Linked DNA regions of Homo sapiens: region 2 is linked to region 1. The links are chromatin contacts, found by POLR2A ChIA-PET in ENCODE. All regions are on one chromosome and are shown on one strand. Each heading gives the region's core, a stretch centred on a gene start or an enhancer-like site at or near the end of the contact. The rest is flanking DNA. Distances are from core to core; before and after follow the strand shown.

What was found. ChIA-PET counts read pairs that join two places held with the same protein, here RNA polymerase II (POLR2A).
Region 2: POLR2A ChIA-PET joins it to region 1 with 16 read pairs in activated T-cell. The contact joins the enhancer-like site here to the promoter of KIF3C in region 1. POLR2A ChIA-PET finds 5 or more read pairs at or near these places in 2 of 52 experiments (A673 and activated T-cell).

Annotation. Positions count from the first base shown.
Region 1 is chr2:25,979,506-25,986,668 of GRCh38, forward strand. KIF3C (kinesin family member 3C) reads right to left here and starts at 2,992. Exons shown (of 8, transcript NM_002254.8): 1 at 868-2,992. The coding sequence starts at 2,412. RefSeq lists enhancers at 235-744, 745-1,253, 1,763-2,271, 2,272-2,781 and silencers at 2,771-2,930, 3,071-3,240.
Region 2 is chr2:39,137,873-39,145,035 of GRCh38, forward strand. No RefSeq gene overlaps it. Among named protein-coding and RNA genes, the nearest start is that of SOS1, 20 kb to the left of the region's middle. RefSeq lists a cis regulatory region at 4,004-4,456 and a silencer at 4,200-4,384. Within about 2 kb of position 3,564, at least 5 of the 41 ENCODE cell types and tissues checked have a DNase peak (open chromatin) inside an H3K27ac peak, as active enhancers do.

The sequences.
Region 1 (7,163 bases), core at 1,742-4,241:
TGAGGCCTGAGAAAAGAGAGAAGCAACTTACACAAGGCCACTCAATGAGCTGTAGAATGGCTAGGCCAGTCTCTTGGTCTCTGGTATAGAGTTTGGTGCTTTTTCCACCCTACCTCCTGCATAACCCCCAAATCTCTTTCCTAATGATAGCAAGCAATGGCTCCTGCACTGTAAGGCCCAGGGGACCATTTTCCCAGGGAGCAGAATCTGTTCATGGTCCCACTTTGCCCAGCTAAGAACTGAAACAGCATGAGGTCCATGGGTTCCAGCTCAGCTCTGCCACTTCATAGGATGGAACCTTGGTCACGTCACTTCTCCAAGCTTTAATTCCTCACCTCTGAAATGGGGATTTCAGAACTGTGACCCTGGATGGCCAAAGGATCCAATGAGATCATGTATGGATCATATATATGGGGCATTTTTTGAACTGAAGCACTAACCAAATGATATTATTAAAACGACGTGAGGTTTGAAGATGCTGCAGAGGGAGGAAGCCTCAGGGGAGGAGGCTGTGAAGGAACAAGAACCCACATTCACAAGAGGCTGCCTGGCCATCCCACAGACCTGACTGATCCTGAGGCCACCAGCAGGAAATGCCCACAGCAGGTCAGACCACCCCAAGCTCACTGGCTTGAGAGACCGCCTGTCCACGTTGCTTCGTGTGTGTGTGCCTGTGCATGTACCTGGCAGCCCGGTATCACAGCAATTTGCCTGGCTGCTCTGGGGGCACATTTGGCAGGAGGGCAGTGTGCGGTGCTGAGGGAGAACCTCCACTTCAGGCCAGGTCACAGACTCTCAAAGAAGAGCCTCCTTGCCGGGATCCCCTGCGGGGACATCTCGAGTGCCCAGCTCCTCTGGGGCCCTTACCTTGTACTTGGCCGCAAGCAGCTCTGTGGCCTGCTGTTCCCGCCGCAGGTCCTCCAGCATCTTCTCCTTCTCCTCCAGCAGCTTCTGCTTCTCCTCGCTCACCAGGCTGCGGTCATCCTGGATGGCTGCCTTCTCCTCCTCCAGCCGCTCCTTCTGTTCCTGCAGGTAATTCTCCATGTTCTTCTCCAAGGCTGACTCCAGGATGGGCTGGGGCGGGCGGTGGTTGTTGTTGTTGTCATCCTCCTCTTCTGCCACCCAGGCCTCAATCACTGGGCCCTCAGGGTACCCAGGCGGGGCGGACACGGCCTTCTTCCTGCGGCTGCTCTTCCTCCGGGGCCGCTTCCCCAGCATCCCCCTCTTCTCCAGCTGGGCCTTCAGGCGGGCAATCTCCTCTTGGAATTCCCGCAGCAGTGTGTCCTTGGGGTCCTCGTTCACCCGGGGCTTGTTCTTGATGTTCTTGGCTCGGTTGGCAAAGCGCAAGGTGGAGAGGCTCTCATCGTAGCTGTGAGAAGCTGGCCCCAGTGTGGCTACCATGATGGTCTTGGCATTCCCCCCCAGGGAGTCCTGGAGCAGCCGGGTCAGCTTGGAGTCCCGGTAGGGAATGTGGGTGCTCCTGTTGCCCGCCAGGGCAGCAATCACGTTGCCCAGGGCAGATAATGAGAGGTTGATTTTGGAGGCTTCCTTAGGCCTCTCTCCACCAGCACCACCACCACTGCCTCCACCGCCACCACCGCCACCCGAGGATGGTGTGGCTGCCCCTCCCGCTGTGTTGGGGCCTGCCTTGTTCTGCCTCTCGCTGCCAGCCAGGTCCACGAGGTTGAGCTTGCCCACTCGGATGTGGTCCTGGCCATCAGAGCCACGTTCGCTGCACTCCACAGTGATGATGAAGATGGCATGGGAGCGGGAGCTGACCTCATTCATGTGGGTGCTGCCCACAGCCCGGGTCTGGTTCCCCAGGTTCATCACATGCTCAATCTCCTTGACATTCTTGGTGACGAAGGAGGAGAGGTCCTTGATGTAGACGCCAGTCTCGGGGTTCTCTTTCAGCTCTAGCCTCTTGCCCGGCTCCTTGGAGAGCAGGTCTCGAATCTCTTCCTGGTAGATCTCCAAATAGGAGGCCCGGACCAGGTACTGTTGGTTCTGGGAGCGGGAGATGTGGGTGAAGATGTGCTCAAAGGCATTCGGGATGACCCCGCGCAGCTCGGGCTCCACCCAGGTCCCCTGCATGGTATAGGTCTTGCCAGTGCCCGTCTGGCCATAGGCAAACACCGTGCCATTGAAACCCTGGAGCACGGAGTCTATCAGGGGCCTCACGGTTTCGTCATACAGGTCGGCCTGCTTGGAGCTGGCATCATACACGGCGTCAAAGGTGAAGGTCTTGGGCAGCTCCCCCGGGGCGGCGCGGGGGTTCCGCAGGGTCACCTGGCCCAGTTTCACGTCCATGGTCAGGATCTGCTCGTGACCAGCAGCCTCCTCCTTCCTGCTGAGGGGGCGGCACCGGGCCACCACCTTGAGGGCCTCGCTGGCCTTGGTCTTACTGGCCATCTTGCTGCTCTGACCTTCCTGCCCCCGAGCCCCTCCGCAGCCTGGGCGGTCCTGCTATCCTGCTCGCTAGGTCGGGATCAGCGGGGCCGGCCCAGCCCCCAGGCGCAGCTCTTCAATCCGCATGCAGCCTCCTAGGGTGGGGACGCTGGGAGGTGGCCCCAACGCTGCTGCAGTCCGGGCCTCCACCGCTCTCCGGTCCTCTCTGCACCGGCTGGGAGGTGAATTAGGCAGAATCCCCCAGTCGCCGCGGGAGCAGCGCCTGCCGAGCAGCCGTGCCCGGAGCCCGCCCCATGCAGGAGCAGAGGGAGCGCTGCCGTAAACAGCTTCGGCAACAATGAGATAAAGGAAGAGGAAAATGGGATGGGGGTGGGCGGCGAGCTGTCTTCTCCTCCTTCCTCTAGGGATCCATAGCGTGGGCTGCCGGTCGTGGGCGGCCGGGGGTCCCGGGCCTCCCGAGGGCAGAGGCTCACCTGGAGTCCTCCCCCCAAGCTGGGGGATCATTCATTGCAGCCAGCGCGGCTGCTGCTGCCTCTGCCTCCGCCTTCCCCGCCGCCGCCACTGGAGAATGAGAGAGAAAAACAGAAGGGGATGGGGCGGAGCAGCGGCAGCGAGAGTGATGTTGCCGCCGCGCTGCGGCCCCAGCTAAGCCTCCCGACTGGGGTGGGGCAGGGGGCGGGGCCGCGGGGCGGGAGGCGCGAGCCCGGAGCGGCCCGGGTGCGGGGGACAGGGGCGCATCGCCGTCTCTGCACCCCCGCCGACCGCTCCGGGATGACAGGCTCCGGTGCCGACCCAGGTCCTGCGCCCACCAGTCGGGTGCAGCGCAGCCACCGCCCGCCGTCACCCCACCGAGCCCGAGCATGCCGGGAATTGTAGTCCTGCCTTTGTTAACCGGGTTCTGGCAGGTTGCTAATGCCTTTCCCGGTCCCCCAGTCCGGGAGGCGCCTCCCTCATCCGCATGCCACCCCTTGAGTGACTGCTGAGCTTGCACCACCTATGCCTGGTCCCTCCGAGCCACCATCCTCGGACACCCCCCTGCTCCTGCCTTTCTGCCTGCAAATGGGTGCGCGTCACCCCTCCCCGTCAGGGTGTCGCCAGGCCTCCGGGAACCGAACTCCTAAATGTTCCTTGACTCTGTCCTTTCCTCCCCCTGTCCCGGTCTACTTCTGGCCTTCCTCTTCTCTCTGCTGGAGCCCACCTTCCAGCTGATTCTCTCGCACCTTATGTCCGCACAAGCACCCGGGAGCCCCCTCGCTCCTCCTCCACCGCCTTCCTTGTGTGAAAGCCTCTCCATCTTCCGCCTTCGCAGCCTCACCGCCACTACTCCTCTATAGAAAAATCTGTGTTCCAGACAGCCATTTCTTCAGTTATCCAGCGCCTGCTGAGCCCCAGGCCCCATTCTAGGATCTGGGTCCTTCCTGTCCTCAAGCAGTGCACATTCCCGGAACCGTGTTTTGTTTCTTTAACTGGCTTTGCTGTGCAGCATCTTTGTGCTTTTGCCCAGAGGCCTGGTCACCCTTCGGCACTTAGTGCCCTGCCACTTGGGCAGTTCAAGCACCTCCTCCTCCACGAAGCCTTCCCTTAGCAATTTTTTTTTTTCTATAGTGAAAGAGGCACAGAATTTACCTAAGACAAAACCTGGATTGAAGTTCCAGTTCTGATGGCCATCCAATGGAGTGGCTTTGAGCAGTCACTCCCCTTGCTCCAGCCTTAGTTTCCTCATTTATTTTTTTAAAAATTCGAGGCGGGAAAGAAATAATTAACAACTACTTCATGGAATGGTTGGGAGGCTCAAATGAAATAATGAATCATGAAGTACTGTACCATGAGAAGTCCTGCCCTGGCTTGGATTGCCTGACAGCTCCTGCTTCCTTGAGTATCCTGGATAGACCATGTCTGTGCTTGGTGTTCCTCTATGGGAGTCTTAATCTTTTTTTTTTTTCCTGTAGGATACAAATAAAGTGTAATTCCACAAGGCCAAGGACCAAGCCAGAGTCCTATCCATGGTCCACTCTGCAGAGGGCAGTTGAGTCTGTGGACTGAGCCCAAGCTGTCTGTCTTTACTCTCCATATGAGAACCAGATTGAGAGGTGCTGTTATCTGAAACCTGGAGACCCTTCTTCACAGAGGCACCAGAAGAGTCTTTCCACAAAACATTTCCAAGCATGTTATCCTCTAGAGGACCCAATTGTTTAGTTTTCCAACTCAACAAAATTTACCTCCTTAACTCTTCCCCATCCCAGAACTTTAGCGTGAGCTGGACTAGAGGCTTGAGACTTAGCTGAGAGCTTGCCCGCTTCTGAAGCTCCCTGGCCTCCCTCCACCCTCTCCTTGATTAAGCTCCACTGCTTATGATTAACATGGCTTTTGGACCAATTACGGGGTGGGGTTTTGGCTCCGTAGACTAACCCCTCTTGGCTCTCACAACATGATTTCTGGATGGAGCCTTTAGTTCTTCAACTATTTTCTGGTTGCATTCGGCTTTGGGTTTTGAATACCCTTTCTCTGCTTAGGCTAATGTATCTGACACTACAGCGCTGGATAAAAGGGATTCTCACCCTGTTCTCCCCACTTGATGTCACCACCTGGCAGGGGACTTACCCAGATCCTCTTGTGTGAGAGGGAGATTGGAATCGCGTTGCTTACAAGATGTGTGATCCTAGGCCAGGCGCGGTGGCTCACGCCTATAATCCCAGCACTTTGGGAGGCCGAGGCGGGTGGATCATGAGGTCAAGAGATCGAGACCATCTTGGCCAACATCATGAAACCTCATCTCTACTAAAAATACAAAAATTAGCTGGGCATGGTGGTGCACGCCTGTAGTCCCAGCTACTTGAGAGGCTGAGACAGGAAAATAATTTGAACCCAGGAGGCAGAGATTGCAGTGAGGCTAGATGGCGCCACTGCACTCCAGCCTGGCGACAAAGCAAGACTCCATCTCACACACACAAAAAAAGATATGTGATCCTGGGGAAATTATTTAACTTCTCTGAACAGCTATTTTTTCAGTGGAATAAATGAGGATAAGAATGCTTACATTGACCAGGTGTGGTGGCTCAAGCTGTAATCCCAGCTATTCAGGAGGCTGAGGTAGGAGGATCGCTTAAGCCCGTAAGTTCAGGGCTGCAGTGAGCGATGATTGTACCACTGCACTCTAGCCTAGGGTAACAGAGTGAGAACCTGTCTCTGAAAAAAAAAGAGGGCTTACCTTACACATCAGGATTAAGTGAGATAATGTATGCAAAAACTCCTACGACATAGGAGGCACTCCAGAAATAGCAGTTTTCTTTTCTCTTGTCCTTTGCATTCAAGGCTGTTCACTTCAGCGTCTCCATTTTCACCGCTGTCTTCATTTTTCCTTCCTCTTACATACTCAAGTCTCCAGCCACTCTGATTAGCTTAAGTCCCCCAAACACACCCCACTTTTTTGTGTCTCCTTGTGTTTGCTCATGCTGCTCCTCTGCCCGAAATGTCCTAACTTTGTTTTTATTTCAATTAATTTATTTGAGAAGGGGTCTCATTCTGTCACTCAGGCTGGAGTGCAGTGGTATGATTATGGCTCACTGCAGCCTCAAACTCCTGAGCTCAAGCTATCCTCCTGCCTTAGCCTCCCGAATAGCTGGGACTACAGTTGCATGCCACCACACCTGGATAATTAAAAACAATATTTTTTTAGGCCGGGCGCGGTGGCTCACACCTGTAATCCCAGCACTTTGGGAGGCCAAGGCAGGGGGATCACAAGGTCAGGAGTTCGAGACCAGCCTGACCAACATAATGAAACCCTGTCTCTACTAAAAATACAAAAAATTAGCCGGGCATGGTGGTGGGCACCTGTAATCCCAGCTACTTGGGAGGCTGACGCAGGAGAATCCCTTGAACCCGGGAGGTGGAAGTTGCAGTGAGCCGAGATTGCACCAGCCTGGGTGACAGTGCAAGACTCTGTCTCAAAAAAACAAAAACAAACAAACAAAAAACAATATTTTTTAACATTAGCCAGGTCTCACTCTGTTGCTGAGGTTGGTCTCAAATCCCTGGACTCAAGTGACTCTCACACCTTGGTCTCCCAAAGTGCTGGGATTACAGACATGAGCCACTGCACTCAGTCTTCCTAACTGTGTCTGTTTCTGTCTACATAGCCTCAGCTTCTATTCATTCCACTGCTCAATCTCACATGACTGGCCCAGTGCGGTGGTTCACACTGTAATCCCAGAACTTCGGGAGGCCGAGGTGGAAAGAGCATTTGAGGCCAGGCGTTCGAGACCAGCCCCATCTCAATTAAAAAAACAAACTTATATGGCTTCTCCTCCCACTACGCAATAGAGACCTCTCTTACCAAGGACATCAGTGAGTTCCAGTGCCACCCTCTAGTGTCATTATAGCTTATGGCTTCCATTATTGTCTATATAGTTCCTAGATTTGTATCTCCAGTCCAGACCTCTCTTCTGAGTTCTAAACCTCTATATCCGACTCTGTAATGGACAGAGCCACTTTGGTGGCTCTCCAGGTACCTGAATTTCTACTTGTTCACACTGAACTCATTATTCTCCCCTCCAAAAATATTACCTAGCTCTGTAAATAGCACTTCCTTCAGTCTCAGTGTATCCATTTGAATACATTGAATCCATTTGAATACGAAATTCTGCCAACTTCCTGCGTATTTCTCAGATTTATCCATTTATTTTCTACTTCCATAGGGGCTATCATGACCAAGCCATCGTATTCTCTGGCCTGACCTCCTATAGTAGCCTCCAATC
Region 2 (7,163 bases), core at 2,314-4,813, about 13 Mb after region 1:
AGCGGGGTGTGGTGGCACGCACCTGTAGTCCCAGCTACTTGGGAAGCTGAGGCAGGAGAATCATTTGAACCTGGGAGGAGGAGGTTGCAGTGAGCCGAGATTGTACCACTGCACTCCAGCCTGGGCAACAGAGCAAGACTCCATCTCAAAAAAAAAAAAGACATACAAGATACAAAACACATGTTAATAGACTTTATATTATCAGTAAGGCTCCTAGTCAGTAGGCTATTAGTAGTTAAGTTTTTCGAGAGTCAAAAGTTATACTCAGTGGCCAGTTGATACTGTATATATCTATGGTTTGTAAAAAGAAGAAAACAAAACTGAGACAAACTTTTGATGCTCCTTGCTTGGCGCTGAGGCTGTTGGGGAAGATGCCTTTTGGAGCGGCTGCGGCTCAGCGCATGCACTGTGAGCCTGGACCTGTTGACTTTGCAGCAGTCATACATTTAGCTTCAGATTGTCTTGTTTCTGTATATAGTGACACAGCATTCTGCTGCCATTCTTAGTTGTGTCCAACTTAGCGGTGTCTGTTGACATAAGAAGTGTTTGGAATTTTTTTTTTTTTTGAGACGGAGTTTCGCTCTTGTTGCCCAGGCTGGAGTGCAAAGGTGCAATCTCTGCTCACCACAACCTCCGCCTCCCGGGTTCAAGCAATTCTCCTGCCTCAGACTCCTGCATAGCTGGGATTGCAGGCATGCACCACCACGCCCGGCTAATTTTGTATTTTTAGTAGAGATGGGTTTCTCCATGTTGGTCAGGCTGGTCTCGAACTCCTGACCTCAGGTGATCTGCTGCCTCAGCCTCCCAAAGTGCTGGAATTACAGGTGTGAGCCACTGCACCCGGCCTTTTTTTTTTTTTTTTGTGATGGAATCTCGCTCTGTTGCCCAGGCTGGAGCGCACTCGCGCAATCTCGGCTCACTGCAATCTCCACCTCCCAGGTTTAAGCAATTCTCTGCCTCAGCCTCCCGAGTAGCTGGGATTATAGGTGACTGCCACCATGCCCAGGTAATTTTTGTGTTTTTAGTAGAGAGGAGGTTTCACCATATTGGCCAGGCTGGTCTGGTCTTGAACTCCTAACCTCGTGATCCACCTGCCTTGGCCTCCCACAGTGCTAGGATTACAGGCGTGAGCCACCGCGCCCAGCCTAAGTGTGATAGTTTTCAAAGTGTTTGTTAAACAAACTGTAGAACTCTTCATTGTCAGCAAAGTGAAGAGTCACTGCCATCAATGAAAGTTCAAGAACCTTCTGTACGTAAACTCGATTTGCACGTTCTGTTATTTTTGTTTTGTTTAGTTTAGAATGCTGGAATGTTTTTGAAGTTAAACAGTATTACATTAAAAGAAGAAGAAGAAAAAGAAGAACAGTTGTTTGTGTGAATATCCTGTTCTTCAATAACCCATCACCTGATTGTTTAGATAAGTGGTTCTCAAAGTGTTGTTCTGGAACTGGCATAATCTGGGAGTTTGATAGAAAAGCAAATTATTGGGTTCCACTTCAGACCTGCTGAATTAGAAACTCTGGGGTGGCATCCAGTAATCTCTGTTTTAACAAGCCTCTAGGTGATTCTGATGCACACTGACATTTGAGAACCACAGGTTTAGATAACTCTTGCTTTAATTAATTATAACACTGGGGTTGCAAAATGGTGAATTTCCAGTATTCATTGAATGTTTATTAGCTGCCATTCTTCTATATAGAAAAGCCTTCCTTTCTCTTTATCCCCCCTCTCCCCCATCACCACCCCCATCACTATGGATTCATAGACATTGGAAACTCAGTTGCTAATTCTTGAATGCCACCATTCTTTCTCATGTCCAGCTAGTTCTTCATTTATCTGATAGAATTCCCTTCAGGCTATTCCTGTGTTCTTTCCACCTGGCCCCAGAGTTTTTGAGAGCACCCTTGCATTATGATGCAAAAAGACTCAATGATTTGACTGTGTATTTGCTTGTATCTTGAGGGTAAAAACTAAGTCTGCTACTTAATATTTCCCTGAGGGGACTTGATATCTAAATAATGTTCTATATAATAAATGTTCTTGAGCAAGCGAAGTGTTTGAGCATTTTTTTGGAAAGGGCAAAAGGCTGTTCCAAATTACATTGAAGTCTCTGTGATTCTTAGACTAGGATGATGCAAGGTTGATGTAAATTACAGTATTTTGTTATGACTTTAGGCGAATTAATTTGACTCTGAGGTCTGATCCCAAATCAGATAACAGAGAAATATATTTATAGTTGGCAAGAGCAAACTAGAGATAGTGAAATATCTGGTTTCAGTTTTTATTTTGTATAGTTTTAGGATCTATGTAATACAACACATACAAAGCTACTTAAAATATCTCAGTTACTCTTATTGGAGTAACCTAAACACAAAAATTAATTTGCAAAAACAATAATACCTTGCACTTATTAAGTGATTACTGTGAACCGGGAACTGTACCAAGTGCTTAACATGTATTAACTCACATGTTGCTTTGGAAACCTGGATTAGATAAGGGCTTTTATTATTCCTATCTTACAGAAGAGTAAACTGAGGCATAGAAGGTTTAGTAGTTTACACCAGGTCACACAGCTAAGCAGTGGTTTCACATTCCATGGTCTTCACGACCACACTATAAAGCCTTTCTAAATTTGTGCTTGTAAATATAATTAACTAAGGAGTTTGCCCTATGGTTAACTTATTTAGTTTCGTAATATTTTCAGGAAGAGAATAGAAGCAGTGGGATATTGTGTAAAGAGTCCAGGAGTTTTGAAAGTCAAGACCTGCACGTGGGTTCCAATTAAAGCTCATGTATGACCTTGAACAACACTGTTCTGAACTTCAGTTTCTTCATGTATAAACCAGGTCTAATAATAGTTGCCCTACCTAACTCATAGATTGTCATGAGTATCAGATAGTATAATGGGTGTAAAAGTGCTTTGTAAATTGCAAAGTGATAAACAGAAATGGGTCAGACACATAATCTTAACACTACAAAGAAACAGGTTTTTTTGGCCAGGCACCATGGCTCACGCCTGTAATCCCAGCACTTTGGGAGGCCAAGGCGGGTGGATCACTTGAGGTCAGGAGTTCGAGACCAGCCCGGCCAATATAGTGAAACCTCGTCTCTACTAAAAATACAAAAAAAAAAAAATTAGCCAGGCGTGGTGGCGCATGCCTGTAGTCCCTGCTCCCTGGGAGGCTGAGGCAGGAGAATGGCTTGAACCTGGGAGGCGGAGGTTGCAGTGAGCTGAGATCGCACCACTGCATTCCAGCCTGGGTGACAGAGCAAGACTCCGTCTCAAACAAAAAATGAAACAGGTTTTTCTATTTATAAAACAGTGAGTTCACATCCCAGTTTTAAATATTCTAGATCCTTAAATGATTTCTCTTTACAGTTTATTTATGACTGAATTTTTTCAAACTGGCAATTTTCTTTTTTCCCCCATAATTTACTTGACTTCCCCTTCTGGATGTATTAAAAGTGTTGTAATGTCATTATGCAAATAAAGTGTATTTTGCATGCTTTTTCCAAGGGCAAATTTTAACTTCTTGTCATGTTTCCATTTTATCTGCAATATTCAGGCGACATAGTCTGCTGCTCTGGTGGCTCATGCATTTGTGTTTTGCATATTTCATACAAGAAAATAGAGAAAAAAGAGAAGTCAGCCAGATGGGATTCTCTTTCCAGGCAGAGAAGAACTAGAAAAATTTGCATGGCCACGACCTCTTCTATAGACAAAGGATGCTTGTTTTCAGGACTGGCAATTGGTCAGAGGGTGACAACCCATCCCCAAATTCCTGAGGCAGCCCTAGGTTTACAATCTGAGGTTCTGGAATAGTTCCCAAGATGCAATTATTTCCAAATTTAATCAAACCTCAGAAAATAGCTAATTAAAAATAATCATATAAAACAGCAGGCCCTTTCTCCAAAATTAAACACACACTTTCTTATATCGGCTGTTTAGCCAAGTCTTACAAAGACCCGGCCACCTGTTTGGGGTGGGGGGAGGTGTTAGACTTCCTAAGAGGTGACTGTTCTTGGCAGCCACCTCTACCCAGGCCGTCCTGGAATCTGTCATTGTCAGCTTCTGCCAAGAAATGTTTTTGTACTTGCTGGATAAAGACAGGCAAGGAATTTTTTGACCTCTGTTCGAATCCCAAATCCCTTTTCCATACTCTTATTTGTATTCTTTAAATGACATAATTACAGTAATGCTCCTAAAACAGTGGATGGCACTGAAAATGAATGGGATCCTCCCTCTTTCATCTATCTTTCTAGCTCCCTGCAGCCCTGGCTGACCTATTTCTCCAGGCTCTGCCCTACTACCCAGAAAGTTGGGTGTGGTTCCGAGAAGGTTTGGTTGGGGATTTACATTTCAGTTTGCGTTGATGATTTAATCAATTGCTTGTGTCTTTTTCAGCAGAAAACCAAGCAGAATCTTTTTGTCACCAAATTTGTATTTACCAAAATTAATATCTCATTGAGTAGACTACCATAGAGTATGTAAGGGGAGTATTTTTCTAAAATCAGAAAATTGTCAAGAATACATAGACCATAAAGGAGATGCTTGGGAAAGCAATACTTGGGAGTTGAGGAGATTAAAGCCCTTTTCCTGATTAATGTTAACTTATATTAACAGCTAAAACAAGGCCGGGTTCGGTGGCTCATGCCTGGAATACCAGCACTTTGGGAGGCCAAGGCAGGCGGATCACTTGAGATCAGAAGTTCAATACCAGCCTGGCCAACATGGTGAAACCCCATTTCTACTAAAAATACAAAAATGAGCCAGGCATGGTGGCACACACCTGTAATCCCAGCTATTCAGGAGACTGAGGCAGGAGAATCGCTTGAAACCAGGAGGCGGAGGCTGCAGTGAGCTGAGATTGCACCACTGCACTCCAGCCTCGGTGACAGAGCAAGACTCTGTCTCAAAAAAAGAAAAAAAAGAAGAAAGCTAAAACAAAACAAAAAAAGCCCCAAGAAATAATGGCAAAATATTTTAAGTTCGTCTTGAGAGTTGTGGATTTTTCATGTTGGTTCGACTGACCAGTGAAGAAATGAGCTCTGGCTACTCAGAAAAACCTAAAGTCTTGAAGCAGAATTGCATTCTATCATTTTATTTTACAATAGCTCTTACTTCTAACTAAAAAAAATTTTTACTTTGGTTTTGTTTTTTGCATCATACTGTTTTGTTTGTTTGCTTTTAATTGGCATATCCTTTATATAGACTGCACAGATACTAGGTGTACAGTTCCATGAGTTTGGACAACTGTATACACCACCAATGGTAACCACCACCCCAATAAATATATAGAACATTTTCATCACTCTCAAGGGACACCCTCCTTATGCCCCTTTCCAATCAACCTTACTTGCCCCAGCCTAAATACAACCACTCTTCTGATGTCTATCACTGTAAGTTAGTGTCAAAAGACAAAATTACAACAAATTTAAATAATCTAATTGGCTTCTATTTGTGATTTGTGAACCACGGGAAGATCTTCTCTAAAAATTCAGAAAAGGCTCCAATGAGCTGAGCAGAGGAAGTTGGCTTTATGGGCAGAAAAGGGCTGAAGAAAGCAGAAATAGGGAACAAAAAGCAGATTGATCGCCTTAAAGTTTCTTTCCTTATAGGGTTAAAACTGAGGAGACTTTCTTACATACTAGGCTAAAACTGGCCTGTTTAGGGATTTGGCTATTCTCTCTCTCTCTCCTGATTTCTTGGAAGATCGGATAAACAATTTCATTTGGTGACATGAAACTTTAGCAGGAATGACTGCATTTTGATTTGCTCTATTGGGGCCTAGTGCAGGAGCTCAGTCTAAACCAATCGCCTCCTATAAGTTGTATTTAACAATAAATATACCTATTTCAGACTTATAAATGGAATCATGACTCTTTTTGTGCCTGGATTCTTTCACTCAACATCATTTATCTGACATAGCAAATCTTTCATGTATGTGGTTGATTATATTCACAGTTTGTTCCTTTTTCTGCTTTTAAAAAAATAGTGGTAAAATATACATAAAATTTACCATTTAACCATCTTAAGTGTGCAATTCAGTGGCATTAAATGAATTCAGTGTTGTGCAACCATCACCATTATCCATTTCCAGAACTTTTTCATCATCCCAGACTGATACTCTGTATGCATTCAACAAAAACTTCTTACCTCCCTTCCCCCAGCCCCTGTTAACCACTATTATACTTTCTGTCTCTAATAATTTGACTGTTCTAGGTACCTCATATAACTGGAATAATATAATAGTTGTCCTTTTGTGTCTGACTTCTTGCACTTAGCATGATGTTTTCAAAGTTTATCCCTGTTTTAGTATGCGTCAGGATTTCCTTCCTTTTTAAAGCTGAATAATATTCCTAATATGCATGTATCATGTTTTGTTTATTCATTCATCTGTTGATGGACATTTGGTTACTTTCCACCTTTTGGATATTGTGAATAATGCTAATATGAACATTAATATATAAGTATCTGTTTGAATTTATGCTTTCAAAACCTTTGGATATGTATCTAAAAGTGGAATTGCTAGATTGTATGGTAATTCTATGTTTAACTTTTTGAGAAGCTACCAAAGTTTTCCACAGCACCACTTTACATTCCCACCAGTAATGCATGATAATTCCATTCTCTCCACATCATAGCCAACACTTGTTATTTTCCATTTTTTTATAATAGCCATCCTAATGTATGTGTGAAGAGGCATTTCATTGTGCTTTTGATTTTCATTTCCCTAATGACTAATGATGTTGAGCAACTTACCACACTTGTATTTGTTATGTAGCCCTCAAGCTTTCCCTGACATTTCTCTTATCCCCCTGCAAGAGGGATTTGAATTACTGTGTGATTATCCATTTATTATTTTATTTTATTATTTTTTTTTCAAGAGGGAGTCTCGCTCTGTCGCTTAGGCTGGAGTGCAGTGGCGCGATCTCGGCTCACTGCAAGCTCCGCCTCCCGGGTTCACGCCATTCTCCCGCCTCAGCCTCCTGAGTAGCTGGGACCACAGGCGCCCGCCACCACGCCCGGCTAATTTTGTTTTTGTATTTTTAGTAGAGACGGGGTTTCGCCGTGTTAGCCAGGATGGTCTCGATCTCCTGATCTCATGATCCGCCCGTTTCGGACTCCCAAAGTGCCGGGATGACAGGCGTGAGGCACCTCG